Regions from separate parts of the Homo sapiens genome. Here region 2 is linked to region 1. The links are chromatin contacts, found by Hi-C in ENCODE. All regions are on one chromosome and are shown on one strand. Each heading gives the region's core, a stretch centred on a gene start or an enhancer-like site at or near the end of the contact. The rest is flanking DNA. Distances are from core to core; before and after follow the strand shown. Region 1 holds the start of CNNM2 (cyclin and CBS domain divalent metal cation transport mediator 2). Region 2 holds the start of STN1 (STN1 subunit of CST complex).

Region 1 (6,716 bases), core at 1,669-4,168:
AATAAATACTTTCATTTATTTAACATTCTACATATATTGTTTTGAATATCTATCATTGGCCAGGCCTGGTGGCTCATACATGTAATCCCAGCACTTTGGGAGGCCAAGTAAGGAGGATCTCTTGAGGCAAGAAGTTTGAGACCAGCCTGGGAACATGGCGAAACCCTGTCTCTACTAAAAATTAAAAAAAAAATTAGGCAGATGTGGTGGCATGTGCCGGTAGTCCCAGCTACTTGGGAGGCTGAGCCCAGGAAGTGGAGACTGCAGTGAGCCATGATTGTGCCACTGCACTCCAGCCTGGATGACAGAGCGAGACCCTGTTTTGTTTGTTTGTTTTAAAAAAAGAATAAAGAATATCTAGGGCCAGGTGTGGTGGCTCATGCCTGTAATCCAGGCACTTTGGGAGGCCCAAATGGGTGGATCACCTGAGGTCCGGAGTTTGAGACCAGCCTAGCCAACATATAGTGAAATCTCGTCTCTACTAAAAATACAAAAATTAGCTGGGCGAAGTGGTGCATGCCTGTAGTCCCAGCTACTTGGGAAGCTGAGGCAAGAGAGAATCCTTTGAACCTAGGAGGCAGAGGTTGCAGTGAGCCGAGATCGCACCACTGCACTCCAGCCTGGGTGCCAGAATGAGACTCCATCTCTCTCTCTCAAAAAAAAAAAAGAAATATATATATATATATATATATATATATATATAAAATATATATGTATATAATATACATCTATCTATCTATATATCTACTATTCTTCTAGGCCCCTGTGATACAGCAGTGAACAAACAGACACACTTTCTGCCCTCAGGGAGCTTAAGTTCTAGTGGAAGAAGACAGATAACAAACCAAATCAATAATTTACATAGTGTATTAGAAAGTGATCTTTGCTTTCAAGAAAAATAAAGTAGACGCGGCATAGAGGGAGTGTTTTCCGCAAGTTTAAAATCAGATGGCTTTTGAGCAAAGCACTAAAGGAGGTGAACAACAAGGCTATGCTGACATCTGGGGGAAGAAAGTCCCAAGCCCAGGAAACAAACAGTAAGTGCAAAGGCTCGCAAGGGAAAATCCCTGGAGTGATGGAGAAACAGTTTGGAGAGAAATTAATTTGGCTTATTATCAGTCTCCTTCCACTAGGAGAGCAGCAGGTAATGAGGTCCGAGAAGTAACGGGAGGTAGCAGACCTTCGAGCCTAGTAGGATGTTGTAGGTCCTTTGGCTTTCTCTAGGATGAGATGGGAAGCCAATGGAGGCGTTTCAGCCAAGGGAGCAACAGAATCTCATGGACAAGATCACTTGCTGCTGGGTTGAGAAGGGAAAGGAACAGGTATCGAAGAGGAAAGATCAGTTAGGAGGCCACTGCAATCATTCCAGAAATTACTCATACCAGAAATTAATCAGAGACGTTTGATGCATTTACAAAAGCGGTGGTAGGGGGGCGCGGGATGTGCTTGTAGAATACAAAAGAGGTAGAGAAACATTAAACATTTTGAATGTTTTAAGTTTCTTTTTTTTCTTTTTTTTTTTTTGATACGGAGTCTCCCTGTGTCACCCAGGCTGGAGTGCAGTGGCGCGATCTCGGCTCACTGCAAGCTCCGCCTCCCGGGTTCACGCCATTCTCCTGCCTCAGCCTCTCCGAGTAGCTGGGACTACAGGCGCCCGCCACCATGCCCGGTTAATTTTTTGTATTTTTAGTAGAGACGGGGTTTCACCGTGGTCTACGATCTCCTGACCTCATGCTCCGCCCGCCTCGGCCTCCCAAAGTACTGGGATTACAAGCGTGAGCCACCAACGCCCGGCCTGAATGTTTTAAGTTTCAAGGAAAAGACCAATTTGGCAGCTACTCTGCTACCTCGTCACCTCCAGGTGACGTTGGGAGTACTGGGGAGCTAGGTTTCCAGAACTTTTTGCTCTTGAGTGACCTAAGACCCTAGCAGAGTTTGGTCAGTGTGATTAAGAATGAGCCTCTGTGGGTCTGTTTAGGATGCTTGCCCCCTCCCATTTCCTTAACTTGCCTGAATTCCTGCTGGGAATACAGATTCGGGGCCCTTCCCACTCTGTAAATATGGGAAAAGGTCTAGGAAGTATATACTCCTAGCAATAATATGTAGGGGTTCTATGACTAGGAAATTTGGGGAACTGTCCCCCTGACCGCTCCATCCGTAACTTCTGCACACCTTTTGGGGTACGCCGCCGACCTGGAAAGCGTTGCAGGGCGCTCATGCTGCCCGCAGGTGGCGCCACGTGATCGCGAGCCGCAGAGAGCCCGTACCCTAGGAGTCTCGAGGCGCGAGGACTGCTGGTCCGCAGCTGTGCCGGGGCCACCGACGCCGCTTACCCCGGCGGAGCGCCGCGCAGGTGGAGTTGGGGACAGCGGCCGGTGCCCCGGCTTTTTAGGCTGTGTGCATCCCAAGCCGCCTCTAGTTGGCTTCTCGGGCTTCCGGGGCAGGAGGGCGCGCGGCTTTGTGCCTACGAATTGAGAACTGGAGAGCCAGTAACCGGTGCACCGGGAACCTGCCGCCTTGCGCCGCAGGGCTTTAGTCCAAACCTGGCCGGTCCAGGCTCCGGGATCTACTACAGGGGCCCCTGGGGAGCGCGGGCCCCAGGGACGGCTCCTTCCCATTGGCAGCAGGACGGATGCCACGCCCCTTTTTCTTCAGCTCTCATCTTTGACTGGCTCTCGAGTCCCAGATGGCCACGCCCCCTCCCCTCGCACATACACAAGAGTCACGCGCCTTTCAGTTGGAAACTTGGCGTGCAGACGGGGACGGTGGCTCTCGTCGCCCCACCCACTTACCTTGCCATTGGTCCGCGGAGCGGCACACGGTCACGCCCCCATTCCAGCCCCCTGGCTGGGAGGGCGGGCACCCGCTTGTGATTGGCTGGTCGGCCTGCCTCTCGCGGGAGCAGCCGGCGCTCCTCTCCCTCCCTCTTTCCCTCCCGCGAGCCTCGGGGTTCCTCAGCTGGCTGAGGTGGAGTCAGTGTCAGTCAGGGAGGCGAACTGCTGAGCACTGGCCGCGGACGCTCCGTTGCAGTCTCGCCCAGGGGCCGGTACCTGCGCTCGCGCCGCCGGGTTGAAAGGATGAAGCCGCAGCTGGAGCAGCCACCCTATGATTGGCTGTGGCGCTTGTGAACCCAAAGTAAAGATGGCGGGCGGGCAGGCAGCCGCCGCACTGCCCACTTGGAAGATGGCGGCGCGCCGCAGCCTCAGCGCTCGCGGCCGGGGGATCCTGCAGGCGGCTGCGGGGCGGCTGCTGCCGCTGCTCCTGCTGAGCTGCTGCTGCGGTGCGGGCGGCTGCGCAGCGGTGGGCGAGAATGAGGAGACGGTGATCATCGGGCTGCGACTGGAGGACACGAACGACGTGTCGTTCATGGAAGGGGGGGCGCTGCGGGTGAGCGAACGGACCCGGGTCAAGCTGCGGGTGTACGGGCAGAACATCAATAACGAGACGTGGTCCCGCATCGCCTTCACCGAGCACGAGCGGCGGCGCCACAGCCCGGGGGAGCGCGGGCTGGGGGGCCCCGCGCCGCCAGAGCCGGACAGCGGCCCCCAGCGATGCGGCATCCGCACCTCAGACATCATCATCTTGCCCCACATCATTCTCAACCGCCGCACCTCGGGCATCATCGAGATCGAGATCAAACCGCTACGCAAGATGGAGAAGAGCAAGTCCTATTACCTGTGCACGTCGCTCTCCACGCCCGCCCTGGGCGCCGGCGGCTCGGGGTCCACGGGTGGCGCCGTCGGGGGCAAGGGTGGCTCGGGGGTGGCCGGGCTCCCGCCGCCCCCGTGGGCCGAGACCACCTGGATTTACCACGACGGCGAGGACACCAAGATGATCGTAGGCGAAGAGAAGAAGTTCCTGCTGCCCTTCTGGCTGCAGGTGATCTTCATTTCGCTGCTGCTGTGCCTGTCGGGCATGTTCAGCGGCCTCAACCTGGGGCTCATGGCCCTGGACCCGATGGAGCTGCGCATCGTGCAGAACTGCGGCACGGAGAAGGAGAAGAATTACGCCAAGCGCATCGAGCCGGTGCGCAGGCAGGGCAACTACCTGCTGTGCTCACTGCTGCTGGGCAACGTGCTGGTCAACACCACGCTCACCATCCTGCTCGACGACATCGCCGGCTCGGGCCTCGTGGCCGTGGTAGTCTCCACCATCGGTATCGTCATCTTCGGAGAGATCGTGCCCCAGGCCATCTGCTCCCGGCATGGCCTGGCTGTGGGGGCCAACACCATCTTCCTCACCAAGTTTTTCATGATGATGACCTTCCCCGCTTCCTACCCGGTCAGCAAGCTGCTGGACTGCGTCCTGGGCCAGGAGATAGGCACCGTCTATAACCGGGAAAAACTGCTGGAGATGCTCCGGGTCACCGATCCCTACAACGACCTCGTTAAGGAGGAGCTGAACATCATCCAAGGGGCGCTGGAGCTCCGCACCAAGACGGTGGAGGACGTGATGACCCCACTCCGGGACTGCTTCATGATCACCGGCGAAGCCATCCTGGACTTCAACACCATGTCTGAGATCATGGAGAGCGGCTACACCCGCATTCCAGTGTTTGAAGGGGAGCGCTCCAATATCGTGGACCTGCTGTTTGTCAAAGACTTGGCCTTCGTGGATCCCGATGACTGTACCCCCCTGAAAACCATCACCAAATTTTATAACCACCCCTTGCACTTTGTTTTCAATGACACCAAGTTGGACGCTATGCTGGAAGAATTTAAGAAAGGTGGGAAATTTTGGTCTCTTTCATTGGCTTGCTCTTTCTCTCTCCATCCTCCTCCCTACTTGAGTCCTCTACCCTCAGACCAACCCCCCAAGGCGAGTTGACCGGGATTTCTCCTTCTCCCTCTTAATTGCAAAGTTGAAAGGGTGGCGTGGATTTGGGGATGGATTGAACTAGTAAGTGCTACTAGGTTATTTTAAAGCACAAGACTGCCATCACTTACTTTTTCCCATTATCAAAAAGCAGGCTGTGTAATTTCTGTGCATGACACTTATTTATTTTTTTTTTTTTGGTCCCGTGTGTGGGCCTCTGTTCTTGAGGGGTCTGCCGCCTTCATTGTCTGGGTTCTCAGTGAGTAGGTGAAGGTAGGGGCTGGCTGATGCCATGCCATTTGGTGGACTTTAATCACAGGCATTTGGAAAACATGTAACTAGCTTTTGTAAACCCAGTGCAGTCCTTTTTCTCCTCCTTAAACATCCACACTGGCCTTTCAAAGATCGAAGTACATTTTCTATAGCTTCTGTTCCTGCTTGCCTGGCAACTTGTGGGGAAGATTGAGGTCTGCCTTTGAGGGTAAGGGGTGGGGTAAACTAAGTATCGCCAAAAAAAATCACCCATTTTGGATGTGACTTCTCTTAGCTAGAAAAGAGTTGTTGTTGTTGTTTTAAATTAAAGTTATTAATATGTAACTTGGAAAGATTAGAGGTTAGCCAGCCTTTTGTGAAGAGGCTGTATGTCCCGTAGCCTTCTTCACTATTTGTTTACATTTATCTGACAACAGTTACAGTTGCCCAAACCAAGTGTGATTTTGGCAGAAAGCTTGAACCTTTAACAGTGGGATGAATCCCTCTATTGGGGCTTATTTATTTCTTGACTCTTTCAGTTTAACGTGTTCTTTTTTTCCACCTTGATCATCCGATACATTAAGTTGAAGTATGTCTCCGTCAACTCTCACCGTTCCAAGATGCTTATACAGTACATCATTTATATTTGTTCGTTTGACCATATAATGAACAGGTAAATAGCAACTTGTACTATTATTATTGAAGTTCTGAATGTTTCCAGTAAATAGTGTTATTTGAAAACCAAGGGATGCTGAGTTTTTGAATTATTAAGATGCTAGGGCATGTGCAGGTATTGAAATGTGTATGTAACCTTTCGTGACCTGATAGTCCTCAAAACCAAGTTTCCCTTCTTCAAATAGAATTTTGATCACTGGTAGTAGTCTCTCCTCTGAAAAAGGTGATATGTACCTGGTGACAGCTCACTGGATGTGATGATCTGAACATACTCAAAGAGTGTATGGTTGTCCTAATGCCATTTTTCTGGTTGAATGATGTCCTCTCTAGAACAGGATCACATTGTAGTAAGTTTTATGTAAAGGAACAGGGCAGAATGTGCTTTGAAGATTGGTAAATTTGCATTTAAAAGCAGAAGGAGGTTCTTCTGGTTTCTTAAATAGTAAAAAGAAAATGTCCAGTATCTCTAGGTGACATAGCTTCTTTTGGGGGTGTCATTCTTTCACCACTAAGTTGTTAATTAGAGCATCTAACTTCTTTCATTTTGCAGTAATATCTGTAATACAGAAAGATATATTGGGATGTTTGGAAATGCCCCTGAAAGTCTTTCTATTGCTAAATTTCCCAATATTGATACAGATGATCTATTGCATGAGTTTTTTATTACTTAGAATTTTGCACATTTACTCATGAATTGATAACACTAGTTTGTACTTCTTGCTGAAGTCTTTTCTTCACTTCTATATCTTTTTACCTTGAGAATTTAGTTTTTCACCTCACAGCTCCTTAATGCCGCCCTTACTCAAAATTTCAAAATTCGTATTATTTTGAAATTTGTGCTTGATTGACCTTGAACAATTTTTCTATGATGGATTTATTTTCATGAGGAGCTGTTTTTCCTTCAGAATTACCACTCAGTATTTTTTTGAAATGTATTCTTTAAATGATGGAATTACTAATATTTCCCTATGAAT
Region 2 (6,375 bases), core at 3,823-6,322, 1.0 Mb after region 1:
CTTTCAGATGGGGAGAAGAGTGGAACAAAAGGTATTCTTCCTGGGTTGAAGTCTGGGGGAAAGGCATTGAGAAGACTGGGCTAATGGCACAAACCAATGAAGTACTCAAGTCACCTGTGATGGAGGCCAGTCATCCAATGGTATCAACTTTGTATGTGGCAACACTTAATAAAAATCTGAACAGGTCTTCACTTGTGGACACAGTAGACTTTCTTGAAAAAGGACAGAAAAGTGAGCCCTGTGAATTTTCATCTCACGGACTGACAACAATGACTTGCCTTTAAGGACAGTCACTCAAGATGAAGATGCAACAAAACCCTTCCAGTTCCAAGTGGCTGATGAAAAAAAAAAAATCTTAAAAGCATCACAGAACAACGGAGAAAGAGATCAGAAGACTATAACAGATAGTTTGAATTTTAAAACTCAGAGAAAAGCAACTGAGGAGGAAATACACTGCTTAGAAAGAAGAAACTTCTCCAAGTATATAGAAACGTGAACTATACGTATCAGATGCACAGCATCTACAAAAAGATGGCTGAAGACATGGAAAAAAGAATTAGAGAGCCATTTTCTTGTATCAAAGTGATCTTCTATAAGAAGAGAGCTCAGGAAAGTTGGATGGCTGCTCTGTCAACTGAGAGAAAGCTTAATGAACTAAGAAAAGAAAATGGTAACAAATACTAGATAACAGAGCTCATGTTCCAGCCTTTCCCAAGGCCCTTGTGTTCCTGCTGTTCCACATGCAGCCCACAGAGGCCTAAAAGCATCAGAGGACCCCCTGGATCATCAGGCCCCCAAGAAGGAGGAGGGTCAAGCTATAAGGGTTCAGGGATCTAGGGTCACAGGCAGGTTGACTCGGATTTCAAGCAGCCAACCCTGAACATCCACAACCACAGCAAGACATTTGACTGTTTTCTCTTTTTAAAAGTACTTTTGATTGCTCTCTTTTTAGTTTAACTGCTGTTATTTAATCGATGCTATGTTATTTATGTTTGACAGCATTAAAACACCTAAGATAATCTTTTTCAACCAGATTTAATATAATTCTTATGAATATATTATTTCCACTTCATTGTACCCACTAGAATAATAGGATAAGTATTATATGCTGATTTAAATAAAAGAGTCACTATTATTTAACCCATCATTAAAGTTTGACATGGATAGAGATATTTAAAACAATAAATACGACTTCTGTATGTTATGAGCTATTATTAAAAATACATATATATATATATATATATATATATATATATATATATATTTTTTTTTTTTTTTTTTGAGACAGGGTCTTGCTCTGTTGTCCAGACTGGAAGGCAGTGGTACAATCACAGCTTACTGCAGCCTTGACCTTCCAGGCTAAAGTGATTCTCCCACCTCAGCCTCCTGACTAACTGGGACCATAGGTACTGCTTTTTAAAACTCAGACACGGGGTCTCACTTTGTTGCCCAGGCTGGTCTTGAACTCTGGGCTCAAGTGATCCTCCCGCCTTGGCCTCCCAAAGTGCTGGGATTACAGGCATGAGCCACTGTACCTGGGATACTTTTTTTTTAATGCAAAAAAAACCCAAAAACAAAACAAAACAAAAAGAACCCACACAAATCTAAATACCACCACAATCAAATTTCACAGTATTTTTCTTAGTTCAACTCTAAATTCAAATTTTGAGGAGCTGACGTTTTGCAATCATTTTGCAATGCAATTCTGATGCTAACTACTCAAAGATAGGTTAAATTTCACAGGTGAAGGGCACAGTCCCCAACAATACTGCCCTCATTTGAGTCATGAGTCCCAAGTTTTGTGAGAGTCCTCAGGCCAACTGCACTTCTGACCAACTGGTTATAAATTTGGGGGTCCCCAACACTCCCTCAGGTTTGATAATTTGCTAGAATGACTCACAGGACTCAGGAAGGTGCTATACTTATGATTATAGTTTTATCCATGAAGGATCCAAATCAGGGCCAGCCAAATGAAGAGATGCTAAGGCAGGGTCTGGGAGGGCACAAACACAAAGCTTCTGTGTCCTTGACACCTTGCCCCCTGACACACCAACACATGATTATCAACTAGGGAAGCTCATCTGACCCTCAGTGTCCAGAGTTTTTACTGAGGTCTCATAAGGTAGGCACAATTAACTGAATGATTGGCCACATAACTGAACTCAATCTCCAGCCCCACTCCCTTCCCAAAGGGTCAGACTGATATGATCTGGCTCAAAACCCCCAACTCTCTAATTGAACAGTTGGTCTTTTAGGCATAGACAGCCCCACCCCAAACTATCTAGGGATCCAGCATGAACCACCTGATTCGCATAAATTCAAGTGTGGTTCGAGAGGGCACCATGAATAATGATGACGCTCCTATCACTCAGGAAACTATAATAATTTAGATGTTACCCTGCAGGAACCAAGGGCAAAGGTCAGTGAAATTCTTTATCACACAACACATTCATTTCATATTTTATCATTTTTGGGGTTTGTCTTTGTTATTTTGTTTAAGATATTCTTTGCTGTTTAAACAATCCTAAATTTTATGTAGTCAAAAGTTTTGCCTTTATAGTAAATGGAACCAAACACAACAACAAAACAAAAACCTAGGAGTGGAATTCCCCACCCCCCAGAACACTATGGTATAGTCTAAAGCAGTGGTCCCCAACCTTTTTGACACCGGTTTTGTAGAAGACAATTTTTCCGGGGATGGGGGTTGGGGGAACGGTTTGGGGATGAAACTGTTCCACCTCAGATCATGAGGCATTAGATTATCCTAAGGAGTGTGCAACTAGATCCCTCACACGTGCAGTTCACAATAAGGTTTGCGCTCCTAAAAGAATGTAATGCCGCTGCTGATGTGACAGGATGTGGGGCTCAGGCAGTAATGCTCACTGGCCAACCACTCACTTCCTGCTGTGTGGCCCAGTTCCTAATGGCCATGTACCAGTAGTGGTCTGTGGTCCCAGGGGTTGGGGGCCCCAGGTCTAAAAGTATCCAATCTGTCAGCTGATGTCTGCTTTAACCGTGAGGTTTCATTTTTAAAACACCTTGGAAACATTCTCACCAGTGATAAATCAAAGATCACTGGTCCTGTTTTTGTTGGTTTGTTTTTAACACATCATAAAGTCTTTTGCCTACAGGTAGAGTTAAGCCCCTGTCATGTCCTTGGTACCTGTTTTCTCACCTGCAGAAGATCATTAAGCAAGGCTAGAATTTGGTGTGAATTAATTTCTTCCTGAAGAGATGAGCTATGAAGAAAACCAGACTGGAAAATGGAAAACTGTGGAGGAGGTTGGCTGCCTTCCAAGGGAAAACACAGACCATTTCCAACAATAATTAGGAAATAAAGGTGTGGCGAAAAATCTGTACAAAAGGCATTAGCATAAGGTCATCCAAATATATTTGTACATTTAACTGGAAACAAACAAAACCTTATCTCATTAAAACTGTGGATGCTTGAGATTCTTGACTACTTCTAACTCATAGTTTGTTATTCAGAAGGACCTTGACTGGAAAGCTTCACTCAAAATAGCAAAGAAAGTTTAACCAAACTTCTCAAATAGCACAGTAAACATGTGGCTATTTGTGAATTATTACACAGCTACGTGAATTATTTAAATCCACCCCAAACTATACTTGTTATATTTTTAGGTAAGATAAGCCTATCTCTAGTAGCCACTATTCTAATACAAAAAAAAAAAAAGAAAATTTAAACTTTACATGTATAATGCCTTGTTGCTTCAACTGCTATTTCTATTTGAGGGCCCACTATATGCCAGGCACTGTTCTAAGCCCTGGGATTACAAAGGTGAACAAGACAGATGATGTTCTTCCTCTCAGGGAGTTTATAATATTTTGATTCTGCTTAATTCAAAAGAAAACAAACCCCCTTTACATATCAGGAATCAAAAGATTCCATTACACAGGGTTAAGCTCCATTTTTACAAAGAAACCCAGACTTTGCAGAAGGTGAGTCACATGCCCGGACCAGGTAAGTGGCACATTTAGGAAAGGAGCCAGGCCTAGGAATATCTGGCCCAGCGATCTCTCCAACAGGAGCAGGGCCAAAGAAAAACAAATGAGCATTTTTAAGCATGAAAGACCCTAAATGGAGGTAAAAACCCCAGTACAAAAGTTACTCCCCCAAACACCTACTAAAAAAAAAAAAAAAAAAAAAAAGATTTAGACTGTTTTTTTTACCTTGCAAATAAATGAACTCATGCGAAGGTCCAGGCTAGGTCCCTTTCAAAGCCTGCAGCAGGGAAGGCTCTCCTAAAAGCCTCTAATCCCAGCTTTCTGAGACTTTGGGAAAGGGTGGCAGATGCAGCCCAGGGCATCCCAGGGTGGCTAGCCACATACCTGGCACCTGGCGGGACTCCTTCATGTCCAGGATATCCCTGATGTAGAGTTTTGCAAAGGCTAGAAACACAGGATCCAAACCCCACAAGAGGGAAGGGGTCTCCTCTTCACACCGGCTGGATCCAGGCTGCATCAAGAGGCAGGGCTGTGGCTTCCAGCTAACTCTGAAAGGTTCTGCATCACTGAGTCAAGCATCTAGATGGGACACAGAAATGAGGATGCAATGCGTTTAACGTGGGTCAAAGTGGCACGGCCCTGACGCTGCTCCCAGGTGGGCGTCCAGGACTCCAGGAGGGGTGAACGCAGGGATCCAGGGCCCTGTCAAACTCCATGCCACGGGGCGTGTTAAGAGGCGTTCCTCACGTCAGGACGCCTGCGTTCCTTACGGCTCTCCCGCTGTTCTCCTTCCCACAAAGCACCAACTTCGGAACGGCTAAACATCAACTTTCACTCTGGGAAGATACGTCTGTACAGGCGTAGCAGAAACCGCTTGGGGTCCCGGGAGGAACGGGCGCCCTCGCAGCCCTGCACGTGTTGGGGCATAGTGGATGGGTCTGACTGTCGCTCTGCCCTAAACTTTCCGCTTTTGGGGATGAGCCAAGAAAAGGAGGAAAAAAGATACTAAAAAATGGACCCACTTGTAGCCCCTCCCGCCGCCTGCAGCTCCAGGAGCCCTGAGACCTGGCCCTTCCGGCGCTCGGAGCCGCTGGCGGCGACGACCCCGCCCGGCGCAGGAGCAGTTGGCTGAGGTCGTCTCTGGAGTTCCGGCCTGAGCCCGCCCCCTGCCCCGCCAGGGACCAACCCCGGTCTCCCCGCCAGCGCATTTCCTTTCTGCTGCAGCGCCTCGCCACGGCTCCGCCCCATCTCTCCCGAAGTCCCGCCTCATCCCACCCAGACCCCACCCATCCCGCCGCGGCCACGCCCCATCCTGCCCGAAGCCCCGCCCCATCCCGCCCGAAGCCCCGCCCCATCCCGCCGCGGCCCAACCATCCGCTAGGCCCCATCCAGCCGAAGTCCAGCCCGTTCCGTGCCCCGCCTCAGCGCAGCGTACTTTTGGTTCAGGCAGCGCTGCAGCCCCGCCTTCGTGCTAGCCTCCACCGCTGAGGCCTAGGAGGCGACCTTGAAATTCCTGCAGTTCTAACGCCGCTCTTCTAGTCACCTTTCACCCCTCCTCCTGCTGGTGGCGGGACCCTGAACCTGGGCCTCCTAGAGGTTGGGTCAGGATCAGACTATTTTTCTTTTTGATTCCTGATATGTAAAACAGATAAAAAGTAAGCAGTGCCACGAGTGCATTGTGGCATATTTTAAATGTTCATTTACAGTTGGTAAGTGACCTGACTCACACACTTAGGACTCTAGTTTCACTTGGAGATGTCAATATCTAAATTTGAGCCCTCGAGTGAATGTGAGGTCTTGACTCTGCCAGAGACTAGCCGTGCAAAATCATGACAATACATTTTGTCTCCTTTACCCTTGTTCGGTCTACAGTCTGGAAGGTTGTACACTTAAGAACTTTGAAAAGCTGGCATTTTGGTAAATCATGGCCACCTTGATGGTGCTTAGTCTCCAGAATTTCTATTTTAAAGTGAGGAAAGATAGCCACGTTCCACTCCCATAAAGAGCTACGTTACCCGAGACGTCAGGAATTCTTCCTAATTTACAGAGACTCTGGAAAATGGCAGGGGAGTACAGATCACCCTGGCAGACCATTCCCGGGGGAGGCAGGTGGTGGCCAAAGAGATAATTGCTAAACTATTTATCAGAGAAGGAACTTGGAGCCGCTGGAATGGAAAGTGTGTGTGTCATTAGACCCATGGCATTTAATTACCTCCCCGGCCATTTAAGAAGCTCAAAAACAAGAGTCCTTGGTAAAATACATTGCCCAGATTCTACTGCAATGAACACTAGGAAATGTAGGGTTTAAGATTTAATTAAGAGAAGACACTGGCTGGGCGCGGTGGCTCACACCTGTAATCCCAACATTTTGTGAGGCCGAGGCGGGCAGATCACGAGGTCAGGAGTTCA

What was found. Hi-C counts contacts between places; a loop is a spot of excess contacts on that map. Pooled maps may share reads with other maps.
Region 2: a loop to region 1 is called in a map of naive thymus-derived CD4-positive, alpha-beta T cell, with 9 times the contacts of the local background. The contact joins the promoter of STN1 here to the promoter of CNNM2 in region 1. A Hi-C loop is called at or near these places in 1 of 168 maps with a recorded cell type or tissue (naive thymus-derived CD4-positive, alpha-beta T cell), 1 of 37 single-sample maps with no recorded cell type and 11 of 50 pooled maps.

The regions. Positions count from the first base shown.
Region 1 is chr10:102,915,376-102,922,091 of GRCh38, forward strand. CNNM2 (cyclin and CBS domain divalent metal cation transport mediator 2) reads left to right here and starts at 2,919. Exons shown (of 8, transcript NM_017649.5): 1 at 2,919-4,726. The coding sequence starts at 3,106. LOC107984265 (a long non-coding RNA gene) reads right to left here and starts at 2,960. Exons shown (of 3, transcript NR_160733.1): 1 at 2,793-2,960. RefSeq lists enhancers at 1,872-2,558, 2,559-3,245 and silencers at 2,715-2,894, 3,505-3,594.
Region 2 is chr10:103,913,112-103,919,486 of GRCh38, forward strand. It overlaps STN1 (STN1 subunit of CST complex), which reads right to left and starts at 5,073. Exons shown (of 10, transcript NM_024928.5): 1 at 4,989-5,073; 2 at 4,351-4,545. The coding sequence starts at 4,483. RefSeq lists enhancers at 4,535-4,864, 4,724-5,369, 5,000-5,294 and a silencer at 5,035-5,384.